Linked DNA regions of Homo sapiens: region 2 is linked to region 1. The links are chromatin contacts, found by Hi-C or POLR2A ChIA-PET in ENCODE. All regions are on one chromosome and are shown on one strand. Each heading gives the region's core, a stretch centred on a gene start or an enhancer-like site at or near the end of the contact. The rest is flanking DNA. Distances are from core to core; before and after follow the strand shown. Region 1 has its middle 27 kb from the start of BHLHE41. Region 2 overlaps RASSF8 (Ras association domain family member 8).

Region 1 (6,270 bases), core at 2,260-4,759:
AGCACTGAGCAAAGCATATGACTGTCTGGTCAAGTCAAGCCCGCCGTTCCAACATTAGGCAATTGTTTCCATGAACAGTTTTCACGCTTCTGATATGGAAAAGAGATATGATCATGGCTATTATTTGCTTTGTGTTTCTAATATGCTGAGCAGTGTTTTAAGCATATAACAACTGCTAATTCATTTAATTTATGAGGTAAATGTTATCATATAAAGAAACCTATGTGCTCAGAGGTTAAGCAACATGCTCCTAGTCATACAGCCACCCTTCACTAGGCTATTTTGCCTACTGTTATTTCAAAAGCTGGGGACAGGGGAAATAACATTAATTTGTTTCTCATAATGGCAGAAGACCGTTTCTTTCTGTTACTAAATTTACTATGAAGAATTTCATTGCAAATAGTTATGCAAGAGACCTTTTACAGCTATACTAATTTAACAGTGATGTAATCTTGATTCTAAAAAATATATATTTGGGTCAGAAAGAGTCTCACCATTTCCTTTATTGTATTTTCCCCCAATATGAAAATTGTTTTGTAAAGTTTTAGCATTTTTTCCCTTTCATATCTACTCTGATTGGCTTTCGGGACCAATACGAGTTACAAATTAGATGCTTCCAAAATATCTAGTTGAACATTTCACTCAGTCAATTGTTTTGTTGCCTAATGTAATATCCATTTGTTCCCCCAGAGAGAGATTTTCTTCAGTGTAGCAATGATTTTGGTGCTTTTCAGACACGATCAATTTAATAGCAAAATGCCTTACACCTCACAGGTACATAGTAATACTTAACAAATGAAATAATGAATGAGTTAATATGAACTTTTGACAATCCTATATTTATATCCACATCACATAGGAATGCTCAGCTTACAACTGTCTTTTAAAGAACATTATTAATCAGAATAAAACTTACTTCATGGGCCTAGCTACTAATAATTTCTTATTACTGACCATTTCCTTCTTTTAAGTGGTAGGATGGATAGGAAAGAGGGAGGAATAGTGAGGAATTCACAAATGAAAGAGAGACCCTTAGAATCTTGGTTCTCAAGCTTATGAGAACTAAAGGTCCCCTTTTATAACAAATATTTTCTTATGCTCCTTTACTAGCTTAAAATGAAATTTATAGAAAATATAGTCTGTAATGCACATTAATTTTAAAAAATATAACTATCATATATCAATAATATTATTAAAATAATGTAATGCCTTAACTTTGATATAAAGGAGAAATAAAAGAAATTATATATATAATTATATATAATAATATATAAATATATATATATTTAAGTATGGAAAGGCACAGATGGTAGCTATGCTACAAAATGTAATGAAGTAGTCAGGTGCTTATACTGTTAATATATTGATGCCAATATATTACCTTCAAGTTGACTCTTCTTTTCATATTTGACATTTTGAATAAAGAATAAAAAGTATATTTAAATGTATACTTAGAACCACCTTGAATCAAGAGCTACAAACACAGATTGTTATCAGTTTATTCTATTGGTGACTCAGTTCCAGAAGTTAAGATGCTCCTGTGAAATGAACTTCAAAGATGGTTAACAAACCTGGGTAAAGTTCTGAGTTAAATAAAGCATAATCTCTCCTCAACTCAACTGGTAGTTGTATTCTTGGAACACTCAATTTTATTAAAATGATGCTAGGGCTGTGAATGGTGGCCTGCATCTGTAATTCCAGCACTTTGGGAGGCTGAGGTGGGAGATTGCTTAAGCCCAGGAGATCAAGGCTGCAGTGTGCCATGATCTTGCCACTGCACTCCAGCCTGGGCATGAGATCTTGTCTCTAAAAACAAAAAGAGAGGAAAAAAAACCATGCTAAAAACAATTTATGCTTATATGTAAAACAGATAGGGCATTAAACATTGTGAGAGATAGGACAATAATTTTTCATTGTCAAGGGTTGACCTATGCTCTGTAATATGTTTAACATCCCTGGCTCTCTCACGCATATTTTTAAAAATTAACATTATTTTAATTGACAAATGATAATTTTATACATTTATGGGGTACAATGTGATGTTTTGATATAGGTATACAATGTGGAATGATTAAAACAGGCTAATTAACATATCAATTACCTCACTTACCATTTTTTGTTGGGAGATATTCTAAATTTATTCTCTTAGCTACTTTGAAATATACGTTATTATTAACCATATCACCCTGATATGCAATAGATCTCGAAAGATTATTACTTCTGTCTAACTGAAACTTTGTGCCCTTTGACCAACATCTCCCCATACCCTCTCACTCCTTCTCCCTTAGCCTTTGGTAGCCCCCACTTTACTTGTATGAGTTCGACTTTTTTAGATTCTACATGTCAGTGAGATCATGTGGTATTTGCCTTTCTGTGCCTGGCTTATCTCACTTAGTATAATGTCCTCCATGTTCATTCATGTTGTCACAAATGGCAGAATTTCCTTCTTTTTTAAGGCTGAATAGTATTTCCCTGTGTCTATGTACCACGTTTCTTTATCCACTCATCTGTCGATGAACGCTTAGGTTGCTTCCGTAGTTTGGCATTCACATTCTTGTGAATAATGCTGCAGTGAACATGGGAATGCAGATATCTCTTTTGCATGTTGATTTCAACACTTTTGAATACATACCCAGAGGTGGGATTGCTTGATCATATGGTAGTTCTATTTTTAGTTTTATGAGGACCCCCATACCATTTTCCATAATGGCTGTACTAATTTACATTCTCACTAACAGTGTAAAGGGTTCCCTTTTCTCCACATCCTTGCTAACATGTGTTATCTTTTGTATGTGATGTAGTATCTCATTGTGGCTTTAATTTGCATTTTCCTAATGATGAGTGCTGTTGAGCATTTTTTTCATGAACTTATTGGCCATTTGTGTGTCATCTTTTGAGAAATGTCTGTTCAGGTTCTTGGCCCATTGGTAAACTTCTTTGTTTGTTTTCTTGCTACCGTTTTTCCACCATCTTAAAAGGAAGTAGTTCCTGTAATCACTGAGACCACCAAAAACACCCCTGCAAAATTTCAAATACTATCTAGTAGATGGAACTGTCTCAATTGAGAACCACCACCCTGAAGGTTTATAGTAAGCTGGGATAAAAAGAACTTCTTTATGAAATATTGCCAGAGAATTTGGAATTCACAATAGTGGTTTCTTAGCATGTTATTTAATGGGACTTTCAATCTACATTTTCATTAAATTTGTATTTGGAAAATTGTGTTGGAACAAATGAATGCTATATTGCAAACTATATTTGAGCCAACTCAGTTGTAGGACAATGCTATTCTTATTTTAGCACAAACTGAATAACTCTCCACATCTTTGCAAATATACCCATCTTCACACATTCTGGTTTTTTTTTTTTTAAATAAAGTCTGGACTTCTGGATTCTTGTTCATAGTTAGGACAACCTGATTCTTTAATAATTCAAGCCAAGCTGAGTGAGTGTGGATTTGTAAAGACTGAGTAATCCCTTGACTCAGCAGTTTCCCTCTAAAATCTGTACTCTTCATGAATTACAAAATTAACACTTGGTATCACTCGATAGCTTAGTGTTCTCAGTGCAATGAGTTGTTCCTTTTGATCAAATCCATAGTAGATAAAAATTACCAATTACTACTAGGCTGTACAGAGAAACTAAGTTTAAAAAGATCTTTCAGACCATGTTACTTTGTCACTTCAGAAATGAGCCATGGAGTGTGAGCAGATAAAATATGTTCAATTGCTATTTCTTTATTGGCAAAGAAACACCTTAAATCTTCAGAACGAGCGGCCCATTCTCTTTCAGAAACACTGCAGCAAAGCAAATTAATATAAAGATAAAAAGAAAACTTCTTTAGTAATGTGTTTTCCTTCATTTTTTCAGGATCTCTTCAAGTAAGGATTCACCTAAGGCGCAGCTTTGGAGCCCTGGAAGGTGGCTGGACGGTAGCTGCTGCCCCCTAGTGTAAGACTCGTTGTTACTGCAGACATTGGATTCTTGAAATAACCAGGGACTCTCCCTACCCCCAGGGCCAAGTGAATGGGAAGTAAATTAATGTGCTTTGTTTAAATGATAGAGGTAATTGAGAAAGTTATAGTATATTATTCTTTCAGAATGAATAGTTAGAACACTTTTTGCTGACTCCCTGCAGAAATAGTCGTTTAATGTTTTTCTGTCATTGCTTCAAGTTTAATTTTCTCATCATTTTCTGCTTTTCTCACCTACAAGGTGGCTACAAAATTTGCAGGACCCAGCACTAAATGAAAAATGTGATGCCCTTTGTTCAACAAACAGGAAAAAATGCCACTAAAGGTACTAAAATACCTTTTCTTTTCTTCCATAGTCTCTCTCCTGACTAGTTATGGGGTTTTAAAATTTGCCATTTAATGCCAAATGGAAAATTGGCATTAAATGCCATTAAATGCCAAAGAAAAATGGAAAATTTTCATGATTAGCATAAATGTTACCATTTATCTTTATGATGTGTCCTTTAAGCACAAATATAAGAGCAAATGTAACTTCCATTATGTACAAATATACCTTGTGCTTTTGTATTACCAAAATTACACAATTTGAATTTTGTAGCTCACACATGCATGTATATTTGATTCTTACCAAAATAGTGAAAATGCTGGACAAAACTACTTTGTTTTTATGTCACTTCTTGATTCGTGCATATTCAACCAACACTGTCTGCCTTTGGTGTGCTGATGAGTAAGGAAGGACTGAAACGTAAAGGGACTCTGGGTTGCCCTATCTTTTGCTTTCCTTTCTTGTCAAAATTTTCAGCCTAAGTGCTGGCTGAAGAAGAAAGGATGTGATATAATTTCTGAGAATGCCATTATTTTTATCTGTGTTAGAAGCAAGTTGTGGTTCAAAAGGAAAGAGTGGCCTCTCAGTGTTCTCTCTTGCTCAGCTATAGATATAACACGCCTCCTTTATGAACTTTGAGTCTTGCACTGTGGGCCCCCTGGAATTCTGTGCTCTGGGACACTATGAATTCTGTATGCAGGTGAGGAGGGAAAGCATAGTACGTAGGCATGTTGCATGCATCTCTTCTGCTCACACATGCTCCATTGTCCTATCAGGATTCACTTACAAAACACAAGTTCAAAAATAAAATTGTTAAGCATTTCATGATGCTGAGAGCAGAGCAGTGAACTAAGCACAGGGCCTTTCTGAGTTCTATGCCCTGTACAACCATGCAGGTTACATACCCATGAAGTTGGCCCTAACTTGAATCAATTTCACAAAAGTACAGCCAAAATTAGTTTTTGCTTGTTTGGGCTTCCATTAACTCCCAATAGGAATGTATAATTCAGGCTCTTTGGAAGAATGTGGAGGAACTTTTAGTGAACTGGTCAGCAGTTACTCTCAGGCAGGAACAGCTGAAATGGGATTCTGATGGTAGAACCATGTGCTTGTTTCCTGGCCTCATAGCACCTTGACTTGCACACTGTTTTGAGTTTAGAGCCATCATTTTGAGGTGGGGATAAAGATTATTAATGTGGTTATTATAAGATGTTTTCTATATCTAATGAGATATGTTTTAAATGACTAAAATACTGAAGGATATTTGCTATAAAGAAACCTGCATAAATATGTGACTTCTGAAGCAAAATCAAGTTCACATTTAAAACTCAGTAGTACTTAAGCATAGACAAGTACTAGGATTTCTTCAGCTCAACTTTTCAAAAAGTGTGACTGTGCTTGCTAGGAGGAGTCATTTTAAATTGAAAATTTATAATTTACGAAAGATTCGGTAAAAATGCACTTGTTCTATGAGTACCAGCCTTGGGGAATGTGCTGAGTGAGCATGGGAAGAGGAAGTCCAAAGGTAGAAGGCAAAGTTCCTGCTTTCCAGGACCCACCTGGTTTGGAAGATCAGGACAGTATCTCTGAAATAATAATAATAATAATAATAATAATAATAATAATAATAATAATACAGTAGAAAATCCAATTTAAATTTTTTACTAGGCTGATAGTAAAATTTCATTTTACTCCATTTAGACAACAATCTTTTAAACACATATCTCAGCTCCCTCCCTGTGCCTTCTCAAATGGTATACTGAACTTCGTTTGGTCTTTGCTTGATGACTGATTGACATTAGCCTATTAGAATTTTTAAATGATTTCTCTTCTCCTCCCTTCTTTGTCCTCCTTCTCTGTGGTTAATTTTATGTGCCAGTTTACTGGATTACGGGTACCCAAATATAGGCTACATGTGATTTCTGGGAATGTCTGTAGGGTGTGTCTAGGTAAGGTTAGCATTTGGATGGG
Region 2 (6,270 bases), core at 2,372-4,871, 50 kb after region 1:
TATGTATTGATGGGTTCTAAAAATGTTGTGACCAGAAACTCCCCAAAAACTAACAGGAATATTCATTATTAAATTGAATAAGCTCATGCTCTTTCTTCTACTATTCATTACCTTCAGGTGCCAGCATTCACACATGCCCAGTGATTTAACACTCTCAAATATTACACACTTAAGTATTTGGCAATTGTGGAAATAAATGGCACAAGTACTTATTACATGTTAGGCACCATGCACCATGTTTCATTTATTCCTCACAACATAATTCATCAAGTTAGATATGATTAGTCTCATTTCAATATGAGAAAAGTGAGTCTCGGAGAGTTTAAATAACTTTTCCAGTGTCAAAAAAATCTAGTAATTTGGGACACATATTTGAAATTTGGCTGAATACAGAAACTAAAGAATAAATAAGGCTAGGGTTCCCAAAAGGATTCACTGTACCCAATAAATGTTTTTTTAAAATGTCCTAAACCACCCTAAGAAATCTTATCTTTAATCACCTGGAAACTGGTTTTTGTCAATAAACAACGATCAGATAATATATACAAACTTGCCATTTCAAAACAAAGAAAAGAGGTGCTAAATCATGCTAAGAAACTGCAAAGAATTAATTAATTCAAAGAATCTATGAAAAACACATGCCAGCAAAATGAGCATCTGATGCTCAGGTTCCTTTTTCAGCATCAATGAATTATTCCTTCAGTTTTGGAAAATCACATCCAGCTTTATTTCTACAGAATCCTAAATAAAATATGTCTGAACATACACATTAATTTTAACTCCTGTCTTAAATACAAAGCAAAATTTCTTGGAGATTTTCTGCATTTTCTTTAAATTCACACTATTAAAATATACTTTCTGGAATAAGTCATTTTGTTTGAGACAATGTTGATTAGTGGAAACAAGATGCACCAAGGTTCAAATCCCGAGTCTACTACCTCTTGTGTGATTTGAGTCAAGACGCATATTTTTCCAAGCAGCATTTGTAAGAAATGGCATGAAATAATGTCTTTTCAAATTGTACCTTATCTAGTACAGGGCTCGGCACACAGTTTGAATTCAAGAGTTAGGTCTGGGACAGAAGTGAAAGTTCTAACTTAAAAAGTATAAACTTCTTTTTTATGGAAGGACAAATCAATAGCAATGCAAATTTTCAGAAACATTTATACTAATAAGAGCATCTGAAAATAAAGACATTTTAGGTTACTAATCCACATACCTAGAGCAGCAGCACATTCAAAAATTGTAAGCAGATATTAGAAATTGTAATTCATATTTTAAAATTTCAGTCACATCTAGTATAAAACATGCTATGAATCAAGTTAAAGTTATTGGTATGAGAATACTGATCCTTCTATTAAGAATTATGTCTTTGGCTGGGCGTGGTGGCTCACGCCTGTAATTCCAGCACTTTGGGAGGCCGAGGCGGGCAGATCACGAGGTCTGGAGATCAAGACCATCCTGACTAACACACGAAACCCTGTCTCTACTAAAAATACAAAAAATTAGCCGGGCGTGGTGGCGGGCACCTGTAGTCCCAGCTACTTGGGAGGCTGAGGCCAGGAGAATGGTGTGAACCTGGGAGGCGGAGCTTGCAGTGAGCAGATATCACACTATTGCACTCCAGCCTGGGTGACAGAGCGAGACTCCGTCTCAAAAAACAAAAAAAAGAATTCCGTCTTTTCCTTAGGATAAACTTTTCAAATGAATATAACTAGTAACTTTAGTTTTTCATTGAGCATCAAATTTACACTGAGTGCTACAAGGGCACTCAGTTGAGTTTCTTATTAAAAGCCCAGCTCCAGATAGCTTACTGACAATTATATTTTTTCGACCATATACAATGTTAAAGCTCTATGACTTTGAAGTAGAGACTTCTCTCATACCCAGCAGGGTTAATCAACGGTGCATAAAACAGCATTGGAAATCTTTTGGGAGTACAATATGCTGCAGAATAACTGAAGGATGGCACTTATTTCTAAATTAACAATTTGGGTTAATTTTTGCCAGTCAATTAAAGTTCACAGTGGAAATGTAAGATTTTTATGTAGTAATTGTAATTCAAGGAAAAACAAAATCTTTATGTAAAATTACCTGTTTTAGAAAACTAAGAGATATGTTTTCAATAATCAAAGGCTCATCTCAAAAATTAGCCCAGCTTCAGAATAATTCCTCTTACTAATCTAATTTACTAGCCAACACCACTAAAAAGTCATTTCTTCCCATCCCTTCCAAGTTATGTTTTGTAAAATCATTCTAATACCCCATGGAAACACAAGAACATGCTTATTAGACTGAATTCTTCTGTGACATCTATCTGACAGAAGTGCACTTACAAGGCAAGTATTTAGCTTGGGATTTTAAGCCCAGAACACCATACCTTAAAAAAGATGAAGGAGGGCTGGGCACAGTGGTTCACGCCTGTAATCCCAGCACTTTGGGAGGCCAAGGTAGGCGGATCACCTGAGGTCAGGAGTTCGAGACCGGCCTGGCCAATATGGTGAAACCCCGTCTCTACTAAAAATACAAAAAAAAATTAGCTGGGTATGGTGGTGGGCACCTGTAATCCCAGCTACTAGGGAGGCTGAGGCAGGAGAATCGCTTTAACATGAGAGGTGGAGGTTGCGGTGAGCCAAGAATGCACCATTGCACTCCAGCCTGGGCGACAAGAGTGAAACTCCGTCTGAAAAAAACAAAACAAAACAAAACAAACAAACAAAAAACAAAACAAAAACAAAAAGGTGAGAGAGGAAGAAGGCACAGAGAGGCTAGAGAGAGCCATGAGTGGCATGAAAAAATAGCCACTTGGGAGGTATGAAAAATGAAAATAGTGCAAAGGAATGAATGGAGAGCAACACACAGAAATGTACAATTCAGTCTTGGTCAGGGCTTCCAATGGCCCTGTAGCCCTCATTACAAGACAATTCCTGATGGGCCCAATCTCTCCAGTACTAGTAGCCCTGAGTCACCTCTAACTGGAATCCACCATTCCACACAAATGCCATTATTCTCAGCATATGCATCTTTCTTTTCTTTTTTTCCCCCTCCTCTCTACCACTCCAGCCTTGCTATATTCTTCTTCCCAAGTCATAAGCCTACCAGCAACACTCAAAAATACATTTGGTTCTACCTGGTGAAGGCTCTAAAGAAGCTGTCAGCTTCTCATACCTAGAGATGTCAGGGATGGGTGAATGATGGTACTTTCTCCAGGCATGTAAAAGGTTATGCATTTCAGAGTTCCCGGAAACCAAATGGATCAGCACAGTGCACAGTGAGTGCTTTTAATTTTATGCTGCCTCAGCATCCATTTTTAAATATAAGTCAACCCGGCTCAATTGCCCTTGACATAGTTTCCAGTACTACAGCCTACCCAAATGGTTCCAGCCAGTGGCCAGGAATAAAAACTTGGAGGTATCTCTCCTGCCTCATGGACTGGGCTTCCTGCTTTCTAGCCGCTTCCTTTAAATGGACCCTTACGGCATCTGCCTGTGACTCACATTTCATTACCCAAAATAGAATGCTACTTGCCAGCTCCCTTTCTCTCTACCTGCTTGCAACCTGACCTACCTACATGTGGCCTCCAGGCGTGCTGTGTACCCCCCAGGGTCAGTAAGTACTACAAACTCTTAAACTTTCACAGTGTGGCTGTCTTTGAAGCCATGCCTACAATCTGACCCCTGATGGCAGGGCAGCCCTGAAGGGACCCAGGCAGGTGGATCTCCTGCTGGTGCTCTTTTGTCCAGGCCTCTCTGCTGCTAGAGACGGTAGTTACCAGCTAAGTCGACATAGTTTCATTCAAAGCATTAATATGTCTCGCCTTTCATAGCTGGCAGCCCACTGGTCATCAACTAGTACAGTCATTTCACTGAACATAGAAGGCTGAGGCCTGGCCAGGTTATACACAGGATCAAGGTCCCATGCACAGGTGACGGCAGAGCCAGTCTTTGCACAAAACTACTTTAGATTATTCAGAAAACTGAAATTAAATGATTAAGTTTTACATATATTAAAGGGCCCAGTACAGAAGATGTTGAGGGAGTTGCCCCTCTCAAGAATTCTAGTTAAAAGAGATCATAAAATGAGTTATTATTGATATAAGAACATTAGCAAGAAAAAACTGTGTGTGGTCTGTTCTTGCTAATTTTCTTAAATGTTTATGGAAGGTGGAACAATATGGGACCTTACAATTTGACCTTCCTGGCACAAAATCTCATAAATAAGAAATATAAAAATAATATACCATTGGGCTCCATTTCTTGCTGCAGTATTATAAAAAGGAACATAAAAAGCCATCTGTTTTGCAATTATACTTTCTGTTAGGTTCCCAGACTACTTTGCAACCCTCCAGAGATGATCTGAGGCATGTGTGCAGTGCCAAGTTCTATGATGGTTTAACTCCCGTTAAAGCTCTCAGAACTGGGATTAGAGACCACACTCTCAAAGTCTTCATGTGAAAATCCCTGAACTCTGCCATCAATTAAATTATGCTTTCTACTACATGTGCTATTTCATGGCTTTCTTTCACAAATCATGAGAAAACTGACAGTGAGTATAATACACTCCTATGGAAAAACAAAATTAGTGAAAACTTGGTGATATTTTAAGGTAGATTTAAGTATAACTATATCTGTGATATTTCTCCTTAAGCAGGTACACATTGGTACCTTCATTGAAAACTAACTAGCCAAATGGTAACACCTTGCTTTTACTGAATCTAGCAACAAGAATTCTTACTATGTGAAAGACGCAATGTTGACTGTTTTATATAAATACTATTTTTTTTTAAAGAGATGGGGTCTCCTTATGTTGCCCAGCTGGTCTTGAACTTCTGGTCTCAAGTGATTCTCCTACCTCGATCTCCCAAAGTGCTGGGATTATAGCCCTGAGCCACTGTGCCCAGGCACCCTTTTATTTAATCCTTTAAAAAATTTTTTAAATCTTTTTGGCTGTCACCAAGGCAGAACAGATATTTAATCCTTTTAATACTCATCTGTTGCTCTATGTGACATGAATTATTAAACAAAAGAGGAAATGCAGGCATAGAGAATCAGTAACTTACTCAGGGTTACCCACCCAGTAAGTGGCAGATGCAAATCTAACACTCAGAACCACTAGTGACACAGTTACTTCTATTCATGAAATAAAGTTATTAGCAAAGTTTGCAAGGACATTTGTAATCACTAATTCTGGCTTAGGAGAGAAAGTAATCAAGTAAATGTGACCATGGGAATTATAATTTCCAACACTACTAAACCAAATGATATAAATTTAGTCAATTGTTGCCACAGAAATAAGGAGAAGAAAGAGGTGGTGTTCAAATCAGACTTAGGAATATACAACCCCTGAGGTTCCTGGTGAAAACTGCTCCTTCCAGTCTCTCTCATCTCAGTAAAGCAGGAATAGAGCTCCAGTCTGAATCCAGATGTTATCTGATCGCCCAAATCTATGTCCTTTCCATTAAAATCTGTCTGCCAAAAATAGAATCACTTTTCTTCTGCACACCTGAATAGGTATGGGCCACCTGATTAGGGACTTTTTGTCTACGTAAGAGATGGCAAATTAAGTTCGTTACCTTCCAGTCACCATTCAGGTATAATGAATCTAATTCCTTAATTTAATATTTAAAAATCAAACTACTTGAATTATTTACATATTTAATATTTAACATTTTGCAATGAAATCCACCATTCTACTTAATAGGGGATAAAAAGACATTTATTTTTTATCCATGAAACCAAGATGACTATGGACTTCTCATTTATGGTATTGTAAATATTGAGCCCATAAATCCTGACAAACAAGAACATTTCTATAGTTACAATAAAGTAAATGTGAAAACTTTTCAACAAAACATTGTCCATTGTGAGGACTACAGTGGTGGCTTCAAAGAGCCAAATGTCACATATCAAAGCATATTCCTTTGCAGGTATACATTTTTAAAGCTAAGTTGGTATGGAAATACTTCAAAGACAAAATAAAATAATTTTGTGAGGAAACGGTAATAAAACAAATATGTAAGATTAAGGAAAATTTGAGCCCCTGACTCATGAGTCAGAGTGGCTGCTAGACTACAAAACTTCTATTGGACTTCAATGTTAAAATTTAATGAGCACAGCAGGCAAAGCAGAAAACTTTAATGTTTCTTAAAATTTCTTTACTATACTTATTCAGTTGATAAAATATTAAATGCTTTAAGGATATGGAAGCCAAAAATAATATTTGGTAAAACCAATCATGCATGATCCCTATGAGTCTTTGTTAAATTAAGGC

Evidence for each region. Hi-C counts contacts between places; a loop is a spot of excess contacts on that map. ChIA-PET counts read pairs that join two places held with the same protein, here RNA polymerase II (POLR2A). Pooled maps may share reads with other maps.
Region 2: a map of PC-3 shows a loop between it and region 1 (2.3-fold over the local background). The contact joins two enhancer-like sites. A Hi-C loop is called at or near these places in 4 of 168 maps with a recorded cell type or tissue (DLD1, PC-3, PC-9 and 1 more), 1 of 37 single-sample maps with no recorded cell type and 1 of 50 pooled maps. POLR2A ChIA-PET finds 5 or more read pairs at or near these places in 2 of 52 experiments (PC-9 and Panc1).

The regions. Positions count from the first base shown.
Region 1 is chr12:26,094,915-26,101,184 of GRCh38, reverse strand. No RefSeq gene overlaps it. Among named protein-coding and RNA genes, the nearest start is that of BHLHE41, 27 kb to the left of the region's middle. RefSeq lists a silencer at 3,990-4,059. Within about 2 kb of position 3,509, at least 3 of the 41 ENCODE cell types and tissues checked have a DNase peak (open chromatin) inside an H3K27ac peak, as active enhancers do.
Region 2 is chr12:26,045,187-26,051,456 of GRCh38, reverse strand. The region is part of intron 2 of RASSF8 (Ras association domain family member 8); the gene reads right to left. Among named protein-coding and RNA genes, the nearest start is that of BHLHE41, 77 kb to the left of the region's middle. RefSeq lists an enhancer at 3,415-4,014. Within about 2 kb of position 3,621, at least 3 of the 41 ENCODE cell types and tissues checked have a DNase peak (open chromatin) inside an H3K27ac peak, as active enhancers do.